Regions from separate parts of the Homo sapiens genome. Here region 1 is linked to region 2. The links are chromatin loops, found by intact Hi-C in ENCODE. Cell type or tissue: Caco-2. All regions are shown on one strand. Links, peaks and the distances in the headings refer to the core of each region. The heading gives the core; the rest is flanking DNA. Region 1 overlaps EXPH5 (exophilin 5). Region 2 overlaps C11orf65 (chromosome 11 open reading frame 65).

Region 1 (5,383 bases), core at 173-5,172, 130 kb after region 2:
CAGTTGCACGCTACTATGCCCAGCTAATATTTTTATTTTTTGTAGAGATGGAGATCTCTACAAAAGTAGAGAGGTCTCACTCTGTTGCCCAGGCTGGTCTCTCACTCTTGGCCTCAAGTGATCCTCCCACCTTGGCCTCCCAAAGTGCTGGGATTACAGGCATGAACCACGGAGCACAGCCCTTTTTGTCATTCTTTATACATACTACCAAAATAACTGTACCAATATCACTTATGCCAGCAATGTACAAGTCTGCCACTAGGCATCCTTGGAAGACAAGGTATTATTATTTCAAGTATTTTTATTTTTCTAATATTTTGGTGTTACTATTTATAATTGTTAGTAATTATTTTTAAGAATCTTTCTTTGTTTAATAAAATATGTTACATTTCTTTGATAAGAGGAAGGTTTGAACCCTTCCCTTATGTTTGTTTAGTAATTATACTTTGTGACTTGGCAATTGAGCGTTTCGTCAATTTTTAAATCAGTGTCTTGGCTGGGCGCAGTAGCTCATGCCTGTAATCCCAGCACTTTGGGAGGCCAAGGCAGGTGGATCACCTGAGGTCAGTAGTTCAAGACCAGCCTGGCCAACATGGCGAAACACCATCTCTACTAAAAATACAAAATTAGCTGGGCTTGGTGGCGGGTGCCTGTAATCCCAGCTACTGAGGAGGCTGAGGCAGAAGAATCACTTAAACCCAGGAGGCGGAGGTTGCAGTGAGCCGAGATTGCACCACTGCACTCCAGCCTGGGCGACAGAGTGACACTTCATCTTTAAAAAAAAAAAAAAAAAAAAAAAAAAATCAGTGTCTCAGAGTTCTTTACTGGAATAAGAAATGTTTAATTTAAAAACCAGCTCATTTTTCTTATGTGTTTTAAATAAGAAAGTTTTTGACTTTTTTTTCTTTTTTTTGTTATCTTATTGTGATGAGATTGACTTTCATTTTGATTAAATTTTGAATGCTGAGCTGTACAAACCTGACTCTGGCTAAGGCTGTTGGAAGTAAAACATAAATAATCCATGGATATGTTTATGTTAGTATTTGTTTCCTGAAGATAGTGAGAAATGAAATTCAGACAGTAGTGTCATGCAGATACATGAAGGGGGCAAGATTTTGAAGAAATTCAAATATTTTTAAAGCAGAAATATTTTAAGGATAACTCTGGAGATGGCTGTCAGGAAAGTGATGAACAGGTACAGTCATCAGCCAGAATATTCAAGGTTCAGGTAGTCGATAATGGCATTATGTTTACTATTACCAAGGAAGCAACACAGAAATAGTTTTGACCTTTGATGTAAGGGTGACCCAGGAAGGGAAACGATGACATAAAAGTCTAAATTCAAACTCTCTGGGTACGTGTAATTCATCTTCTTAACCCTACACACCCAAGAGCCCTATGAAGTATAGTTTGTACATTGACAATGGTTAACTGAGCTTCTGGTACTAAAAGGAGCAAAACAATTATAAAATCAGTGGTCTAGATTCATTCATTTACTTAAAAAAACTATCAAATACACTCAACATTAGCAAGTAAGAAAAAATTCTAAACATAAAGTGGAAGTGTGGTGACAAAACTTGAGGACAGTACTTTCTATTTCCACTAGCCTCAGTTTGACAAAGATAACATTTGTTTGTAAACAGAATTCAACCAACTTCATAACCAGCCTGCACAACGCTCTTCCTCTTCCATGTGGGCTTGTTATATGTTCAGCACCAACTGGGATGTACCATCCACTTTATGCCAATGAGAACCTCAGGGTTGAGAATGACATACATACAGGGAAATTACTAATACACAGCTTGCTTGCTTAATTAGTCCAGCTTGACTCAACATATCACAAGGGACTGTTGTCTACACTTCTAATTTGTTTTACCCTGAGGCTGATCAACTTGATTAAACTAAATCAGGTCTTTTCTTGCTAGGCCAGAGGCCCAGCCCTCTGTTCCAAGTCAAAATGTCCTTTCTTCATTCACATGAATCCGTCTGTGAAATGCTGCCTTGGATTTCATCCTAGCACCTCTGGAACACACCACTCCTCTTATGTTCCGATTCCTGAGTTAAACTTATTTTTCCTTTATTTCCAGCCTTGAGTTATGACACCCACCTCCCCCTCCTCTTCTTTGTCTTTCCCAACTTAGTCCTTGCTGACCTTTGCTTGTCACTTTTGTTTGACTTTATTCTGAGCAAGGCTTTGTGCCCATCTTTTCTCCAGGACAAATTAATTATGTACTAACCATTTAGAACGTGCTCAGTAAATGATAGCTGTCCATTTATCTCCCGGTCATTGTGTGTAAGTAATCCTTTGGCCCCACTTATCTGCTCCTTGTTAATGATACCCTCCCTGGCCCATTCTTGAGTTACTATCAGGTAGGAGACAGAGCCCAGGAGTAGTGTCAGGTTCTAGCTGGGTGATCTTGGCCAAATATTTAACTTTCTTGGTTTTTCTTTCCCCACTTGTCAAAGAGGAATAAATGATGTGTAGATTGTTTGCAAAGAATTCCTCCACAATTCCCATCATTCCTGGAGGTACACTCCTTGGCAATGTGACTTTTTGCCACTCTTAGGAGGTGGGGTCTCTTTTACCTCTTTCCTAGTGGTTGTAAGGAAAGTGGATGAACAGGTACAGTCAACAGCTGGAAAATTCAAGGTTCGGGTAGTCAGTGATGGCATTGTGTTTACTATTACCAAGGAAGCAAAACAGAAATAGTTCTGGCCTTTGAAGTAAGACTGAGCCAGGACAACTACTGTTAAGAGGCACCTCCTTTCACCTCCTCCTGGAATCTGGGCCAGACTTGCACTTGCTAAGACCAATAGAATATGGTGGAAGTGAAACTGAGACTTCTGAGTCCAGGCCTCAATGGATCTTATAGCTTCTGCTCTCTTCCTCTTGGGATCTTGAGACTTCTGTATAAGGAAGCTTGGGTTAGTCTCCTTGAGGATGAGACCATACACAGAAAGAGGCCTGGCAGAGAGCCATTGCCAACTACCCAACATGTGGGTGAAGGCATCTTAGACCATCCAGACCCAGCCAAGCTGTCATAGTGGTGCCCAATGAGTGATCCCCGGCAACCCACCCAGCTGAGCCCAGACCAAATGGCTAGCCCACGGAATGGTAAGCTAATAAACAGAAGTAGTTTTAAGCCTTTAAATTTTGGGGTGAGACTGGGAGCAGTGGCTCACATCTGAAATCCCATCACTTTGGGAGACCGAGGCAGACGGATCATTTGAGGCCAGGAGTTCGAGACCAGCCTAGCTAACATGGAGAAATGCTGTCTCTACTAAAAATATAAAAATTAGCTGGGCGTGGTGGTGCATGCTTGTAATCCCAGCTACTCGGGAGGCTGAGGCAGGAGAATTGCTTGAACCTGGGAGGCAGAGGTTGCAGTGAGCCAAGATTATGCCACTGCACTCCAGCCTGGGCAACAGAGTGAGACTTCGTCTCAAAAAATAAATAAATAAATAAATAAAAAATAAAAATAAAATTTGGGGTGGTTCGTTATGTACAAATTGAAAAAAACATGGATACAGATGAGGTTATCTTGAAGACATCTTCCAGTCTAAAATCTATGGTCAGAAAAGCCTCAACATTCCTACATCACATCCAAATCATTGGGAAATCTTATAAAGCCGAAAGAGGTCTCCAGATATAATCTGGCCAAACACCCTGTCTTCGGGTGAAATCATACCAATAAAAAATAATAACCGATGATATGAACTGAGCTCTTGCCATCTGCCGGATTTTGCAGTTCTTATTGCCAATCCTCACCCTAACACTGCTCCAGCATCGTCCTCATTTACAGAGAGGACATGGAAGTTCTGCTGGAGCTGCCGAACTGAGACGCGAACCCACACGCCTCTGAGTCTAAAACCCATGTTCTCCTAACCGTGTATCTCATTGTCTGTGGGTATTATTAACCCCACTAAGAAACAATGCAATTGATACAAACTTACAGTGACTTTTGCCAATTAAACAGGCAGTAATGAGAATTCAAATATGATTGAAGAGAGAGCAGTTATGCAAGTTTGAAAACAAACAATTCCCTAAGCCAGGAATAGCTTCCATTTTCTTGTCAGAAAAATCTCAAATGTTTCTCAGAATAGTTCCCTTTATCAGCTCCTCTTGCCAAAGGCATCCATTCCTCTTTTTGATGTTCTCACTTCTCTGTTTATCTCCTCTCTGACATCTCTGACATTTCTCCTTCACTTTTCTTACTCCCTTGCTTCTGTATACACATTGTTTTTTTTCTTTTACAGCTGATCTTCGCGGACCTGACCGTCTTGTTACACCTCGTTCTCCTTCCAGGCAGCTAAGCACCCCAATCTCTGTCAACCCTCCACTCCTTAAGGACATCTTGCCAAATAGTCCCTTGATCTCCTACAAGTTCAGCCATCAGCCAACCCCAGAATGAAGTTTCCAATTACATCAAATCCTGTGAAAGTGACTTTGTCCTTTGATTTGCAGATCAAAGCAGTATTAAAGTTTTCCTCCCACGCAGGAATCCAAACATAATTTTGTCATATTGCCCAGCAACCACAACACAAGGAAAAGCACAAATGGAGAGGATGGGGCAGGAACTGTATCCCGAGTCAGAGCTTAAACGTCGGGCCAGTGTCATAATGGAAGACGGATCAGGATGTCCAAGCAAGAGCCTTTTCCAAACCCTGAAGCCCCAAGAGACTCACCATCTGGGGAAAGTGTGGCCTTTTGTTCTCCTACTTTAGAAAGGCGATACTTCCAGGTAATAGGTTTCTTATCACTCACCCTCCAGGGAAAGCTTTAAAACAACTGTTGTGTGTTCCCAATCAGAAAGAGGCAGAGTGAAGGAAGAGAAAGCCCTGTGGTTCAGTGGCTGCACCAGTAGCTTTATCATCCGGGGCCTGGTCTCTCTCCCTGTTGATCTTCTGAAAAGATTGTTATTTGAGAGCCTTTGTCGCTGACATCAGAGCCTGCTCTTTGGTTCAGCCCACGGCCAAGACTCAGGGAGGGGCAAGGATTAGAAAAAGCAAGCAAGTATATTGAAAAATGTGTTCTTTTCATAAGGGTAAAGTTAAATCATACACGGAAGTCTGAAGGAAGGGAAGCTCAGATAAGGAAAAGTGGTAAACTTTATAAAGTAAGCAAGCAACAACAACAGTAACAGCAACAGCCCTTTAGGACTCAAAGAGAGGCAACAAAATAATGGCACCAGCTTTTAAGCCAAGCTGGATAATAAAGCCCACTTCAACTCCGTGAATGGCTGTGATAGAGACTGCCTACTCTACGATAAAAAGCAATATTTTCTGTATTTAAAAAATTGACCATTGTATGGTAGCTCATGTCTGTAATCCCAGAGCCTTTGGGAGGCCAAGGTGGAAGGATTACTTGAGCCCAGGAGTTTGA
Region 2 (5,383 bases), core at 142-5,141:
ATGGTGAGAAACTAAATGTTTTCCTACAAAGATGTCCCCTCACCTTTTCTATTCAACATCACACTGGAAGTCCTAGCTAATGCAATAAGACAAGAAAAGGAAATGAAAAGTATACAGATTGAGAAGGGAGAAAAAGAACTGTCTTTGTTCTCAGATGACATGATTGTCTATGTTAAAAAATCCCAATGAATCACAAGGTTAATATACTAATCAACTGCTTTATTATATACCAGCAATAAGCAACCAGAATTTGAAATTTTAAAACACATTGTCATTTATATCAGCACGCAAAAAAGTAAAATACTTAGGTATAAATCTAACAAAATATATAAAAATCGATATGAGGGAAACTACAAGACCGTGATGAAGGAAATCAAAGAAGATTTAAATGAATGGAGAGATATTCCATACACCCGAATAGGAAGACTCAATATTGTCAAGATGTCTGTTCTTCCCATCTTTCTGGATCTATAGATTCAATGCAATCTCAATCAAAATCCCAGGAACTTATTTTGTGTATAAGGACAAACTGATTATAAATTTTAAGTGGAAAGGCAAAAGACCCAGAATAGCCACTATAATATTTCAGGTGAACAACAAAGTTGGAGAATTGACACCACCCAACTTCAAGACTTACCACGAAACTACAATAATCAAGACACTGTGGTACTGGTGAAAGAATACACAAATAAATCAATGCAACAGAAGACAGAGCCCAGAAATAGACCCACACAAACAGTTAACTATTCTCTGACAAAGGGGCAAAGGCAATTTAGTGACAAAAGAATAGTCTTCAACAAATGGTGCTGGAACACCATTTGGACATTGCGGGAATCCACGTTCAAGAAAAAAAAAATCTAGACAAAGATCTTACACCTTTCACAAAACAGTAACTAAAACTGGATCATAACTTAAATGTAAAATGCAAAACTATATAACTCTTAGAAGATAACATAGGAGGAAATCTAGGTGAGCTTGGGTTTGGTGATGACTTTTTAGATATAACACCAAAAGCATAATAGATATGACGGACTTCATTAAAAAGTTGTACTCAATGAAAGACATTAAGATAATGAAAAGACAGGTCATAAACTGGGAAGAAAATACTTGCAAAACACATATCTGATAAAGGGCTGGTATTTAAAATATACAAAGAACTCTTTAACCTTCACTATAAGAAAACAAACAACCTGAATTAAAAATGGGCAAAGGACCTGTAAAGCTATCTTCACTAAAGAAGATATACAGACGATACATAAGCATATGAAAAGATGGTCAACGTTGTATGTCATTAAGGAATTACAAATTAAAACAACAATGAGGGCCCGGGCATGGTGGCTCAAGCCTGCAATCACAACACTTTGGGAGGCTGAGGCAGGTGGATCACTTGAGGTCAGGAGTTTGAGACCAGCCATGGCTAACATGGTGAAACCCCGTCTCTACTAAAAATACAAAAATTAGACGGGCGTGATGGGGTGTGAATTCCAGCTACTCGGGACACTGAGGCAGGAGAATCACTTGAACCTGGGAGGCAGAGGTTGCAATGAGCTGAGATTGTGACACTGCACTCCAGCCTGGGCGACAGAAACTCCGTGTCAAAACAACAACAACAACAAAACAAAAACAATGAGATACCTCTATACACCTTTTAGAATGACCAAATTCAAATACTGACAACACTAGATGCTAGCAAGGATGTGGAGTGGTAATTCTTTGCTGGTCGGAATGCAAAATGGCACAGCCACTTTGGAAAAAGTTTGGCAGTTTCTTATTGAACTAAATGTACTCTTACCATAAGATCCATCAATAGAGAATTTAAAAGAACAACAGCAAGAATATAAGTCAAAGGGGATAATGAGAAATAAGTGCATTGTCTGGGAGAAGATAAAAATGCAAATCTATATATGATTTCATAAGTCAAATATGCATGTTGCAATCTCTTGAATAAGTTTAAAAGAATGATAATATATAGAGAAAAATATAAAAAACTCATTCCCATAGAAGGCCATAACATGTTGAAAAAGAACGTAGAACGTCTGAGACATACAGAGAGTAAATAGTAACAGGGTAGATTTAAATCCCCAAACATCAGTAATTACATTACATGTGAATGAAGTAAATGTTCTGACAAAAGACAAAGAGTATCCTACTGGATAAAAAATGTTAGCTAACAACCTGCTGCCAGGTCAGGTGCGGCGGCTCACACCTGTAATCCCAGCACTTTGGGAGGCCGAGGCAGGAGGATTGCCTGAGTTCAGGAGTTTGAAACCAGCCTGGGCAACATGGCAAAATACCATCTCTACTAAAAATACAAAAAATTAGCCGGGCGTGGTGGCACATGCCTGTAATTCCAACTACTGGGGAGGCTGGAGCACAAGAATGCTTGAACCCGGGAGGTGGAGGTTGCAGTGAGCTGAGATAGATAGTGCCACTTCACTCTAGCCTGGGCAACAGAACGAGACTCTGTCTCAAAAAAACAAAAACAAACAAACAAAAAAAAACCTGCTGCCTATAAAAAGACACAGCAAAAATGTAAAGATTCAGAATGTTGGAAGTAAAATGACAGGAAAGATGTACCATGCAAATAAGAGACAGTTGGTGTGCGCATGTTCTCACTCATAATGGGAGTTGAACAATGAGAATGAACACATGGACACAGGGAGGGGAACATCACACTCTGGGGCCTGTCAGCAGGTGGCGGGCTAGGGGAGGGACAGCATTAGGAGAAATACCTAATGTAGATGATGGGTTGATGAGTGCAGCAAACCACCATGGCAAGTGTATACCTATGTAACAAACCTGCACATTCTGCACAAGTATCTCAAAACTTAAAGTATGATAATAAAAAAAGGAAACACAATATTACTGACAGTAAAACTTTCTGATTTGTTAAAAAAAAAAAAAGAGACAGTTGGTGTGGTTGTATTAATACCAGAAATTTGAGACCTTAAGGGACACACTTTATAATGATAAAAGGTTCAATTCAAGAAAGATACAATAATCTGAAGTATTCACTTAATAACATGGTCTCAAATATATACAAACCACCAGAAAAATAGACAAATCTTCAGTCATAGTGGAAGCTTTTAATACATATCTCTCAGTAACTGATAGTATAACTAGACAAAAATATTCAGTAAGGCTATAGAAGATTTGATCAACATAACTGAAAAATTTGACCTAATTGACATCTATGCAATACTATGCTCAATAACTAAAAAATATATATTCTTTTCAAGTACAGATAAAAATTTATAAAAAATAGACAACAGAGGATTGAAAGTACAGCACAATCAAGATAAGGGCTGACAACAAAAAGATAACTGGCTAATTTCCAAATTAAATAACTGAAATAAAGTAGAAATTTTAAAATATTTTGAACTGAATTTGATATGAAAATATGACATATCAAAACTTGTAAGCTGCAGCTAAGACCATTCTTAGATAAAAATTTATGTCCTTAAATACATATACCAGAAAAGGCTACAAGTCAATAAATTCAGCATCCATTTCAAAAAGTTAGAAAAATAACAGCAAACAGAATTCAAAGAAAATATAAAGAAGGAAATAATAAACAGCAGAAAATGATGAGGTAGGACACAAATGAACAACACAAAGAAACAACAAAGCTAAAAATTGTTTTTGGAAAAGACCAATAAAAGTAATAAACTCCAAAGAGACTGCTCAAGAAAAAAAAGAGGAGATGCAAATAACCAATACCAGGAATAAAATAAAGATAACTATTACAGATTCTAAGGCATTAGAAAGATCATAAAAAGTATTATGAATAATTTTAAGCTAATAAATTTGAAAATTTAGATGAAAACTTCCTAGAAAAATACAACTTATCAGAGCTAGCACAAGAAGAAATACAAAATAGAAATAGAACTATAATTCTAAATTGAATGTAATTTAAAATCTTTTCATGGAAAAAACTTCTGGCACAGATGGTTTCATTAGTAAATCCTTACAAAGTACATTTAAGGATGAAAATAACACTCAATGTGAAAAAGAAATTCAGAAAATAAACAGAGTAGAAACATTTCCCAATTTGTTTTAGGAGGCCAGCTAAATGTGATACCAAAATCTGACAGAGACAGTAAATTAGACGTTCTGCAGGAACACAGGTGCAAATATTTATACCAAATATTAGCAAACTAAATTCAGTGATATTTTAAAGGGATAAGATAATCATAACCAAAATGTACCTATTCTAGGAACGCTAAGACGATTTAACATTCAAACAAAAAATAAGAACAAAAGAAAAATTGTATCTCAATTAAAGCAAAAAAGGTCTCATAAAATTTAGCATCTGTTCTTGGATTTCTAAAAAACTCTTGTCTGGGCACAGTGGCTCATGTCTGTAATCCTGGCACTTTCAAAGGCCAAGGCAGGAGGATTGCTTGAGGACAAGAGTTTGAGACCAGTCTGGGCAACATAGGAAGACTCTGTCTCTACAAAAAAAGTTTTAAAAAATTAGCTGGGCATGGTGGCCCACACCTGTGGTCCCAGCTACTTGGGAGGCTGAGGTGGAAGGATCACTTGAGCCCAGGAGGTTGAGGCTGCAGTGAGCTATGATGGCACCAATGCACTCCAGCCTGGGTAACAGAGTGAGACCTGGCCTCTAAAAATAAAATCAAAAAACTCTTTTAGTTCAACAGGAATAGAAGGAAACTTCCTTAATCAGATAAAAGGATTCTATAACAAACAAACAAACAAAAATAGCATACCTCATACTTAATGATGAAATATTGATCCTTTCCCTCTGAAATCCAGAATAAGACAGTGGTTATCACTTCTATTCACCATTACTGAAGGCTCTAGCCAGTGTATAATGGCAAGAAAAAGAAATAAAATGTATCATGTTTGAAAAGGCAAAAACAAAACTCATTGAGGATGACATGATTGTTTATATTGAAAATCCAAAATAATCAATGTACACATTATTAGAATTAATAAATGAGGATTGCAAAGTTGTTGGGAACAAAGCTAATGTGCAAAAATTGATTGTCTTTCTACATAATAGCATCAAAAATAAGAAAATAAAAATTTTGTAATTAACCATTTATAGGAGCATTAAAAAGCAAGTTATAAATCTAGCAAAAGATATGTAAGACCTCTCTATAGAAAACTATAAAGCATTTGTTCAGAGAAAATTTAGAAGAACTAAATAACATTTCAAATTAGGTTTTCCAAAAGAAGATGCTTATATGAAGTTTGAGTGCCACAGGTTTATTAGGGCTCAATACCTATGGAAGAAAGGGGAGGGAAGAAGAACTGGGCAGAAGAAGAGTTGGAACTGCAATGTAAGCCACACAAAGCCTGGGCCAATTCTGCTTGGACCTCTAAAGTGAATACTGCCACAATGGCTTCTAGACCCATC

Evidence for each region. Hi-C counts contacts between places; a loop is a spot of excess contacts. Peaks named below come from ENCODE experiments on the same cell type or tissue, not always from the same donor. Only the 100,000 strongest peaks of a DNase experiment are listed, where the experiment ranks them.
Region 1: it touches region 2 in a loop (2.7-fold over the local background); 1 of 110 quality-filtered maps calls a loop at or near these places.

What each region holds. Positions count from the first base shown.
Region 1 is chr11:108,547,334-108,552,716 of GRCh38, forward strand. The region is part of intron 1 of EXPH5 (exophilin 5); the gene reads right to left. Among named protein-coding and RNA genes, the nearest start is that of EXPH5, 44 kb to the right of the region's middle. In Caco-2, for the core only: no CTCF peak of the experiment used is centred there; a DNase peak (open chromatin) is centred at 2,358.
Region 2 is chr11:108,415,077-108,420,459 of GRCh38, forward strand. All of the region lies in intron 3 of C11orf65 (chromosome 11 open reading frame 65), which reads right to left. Among named protein-coding and RNA genes, the nearest start is that of C11orf65, 50 kb to the right of the region's middle. In Caco-2, for the core only: a CTCF peak has its summit at 2,665 (motif pointing right); a DNase peak (open chromatin) is centred at 2,695.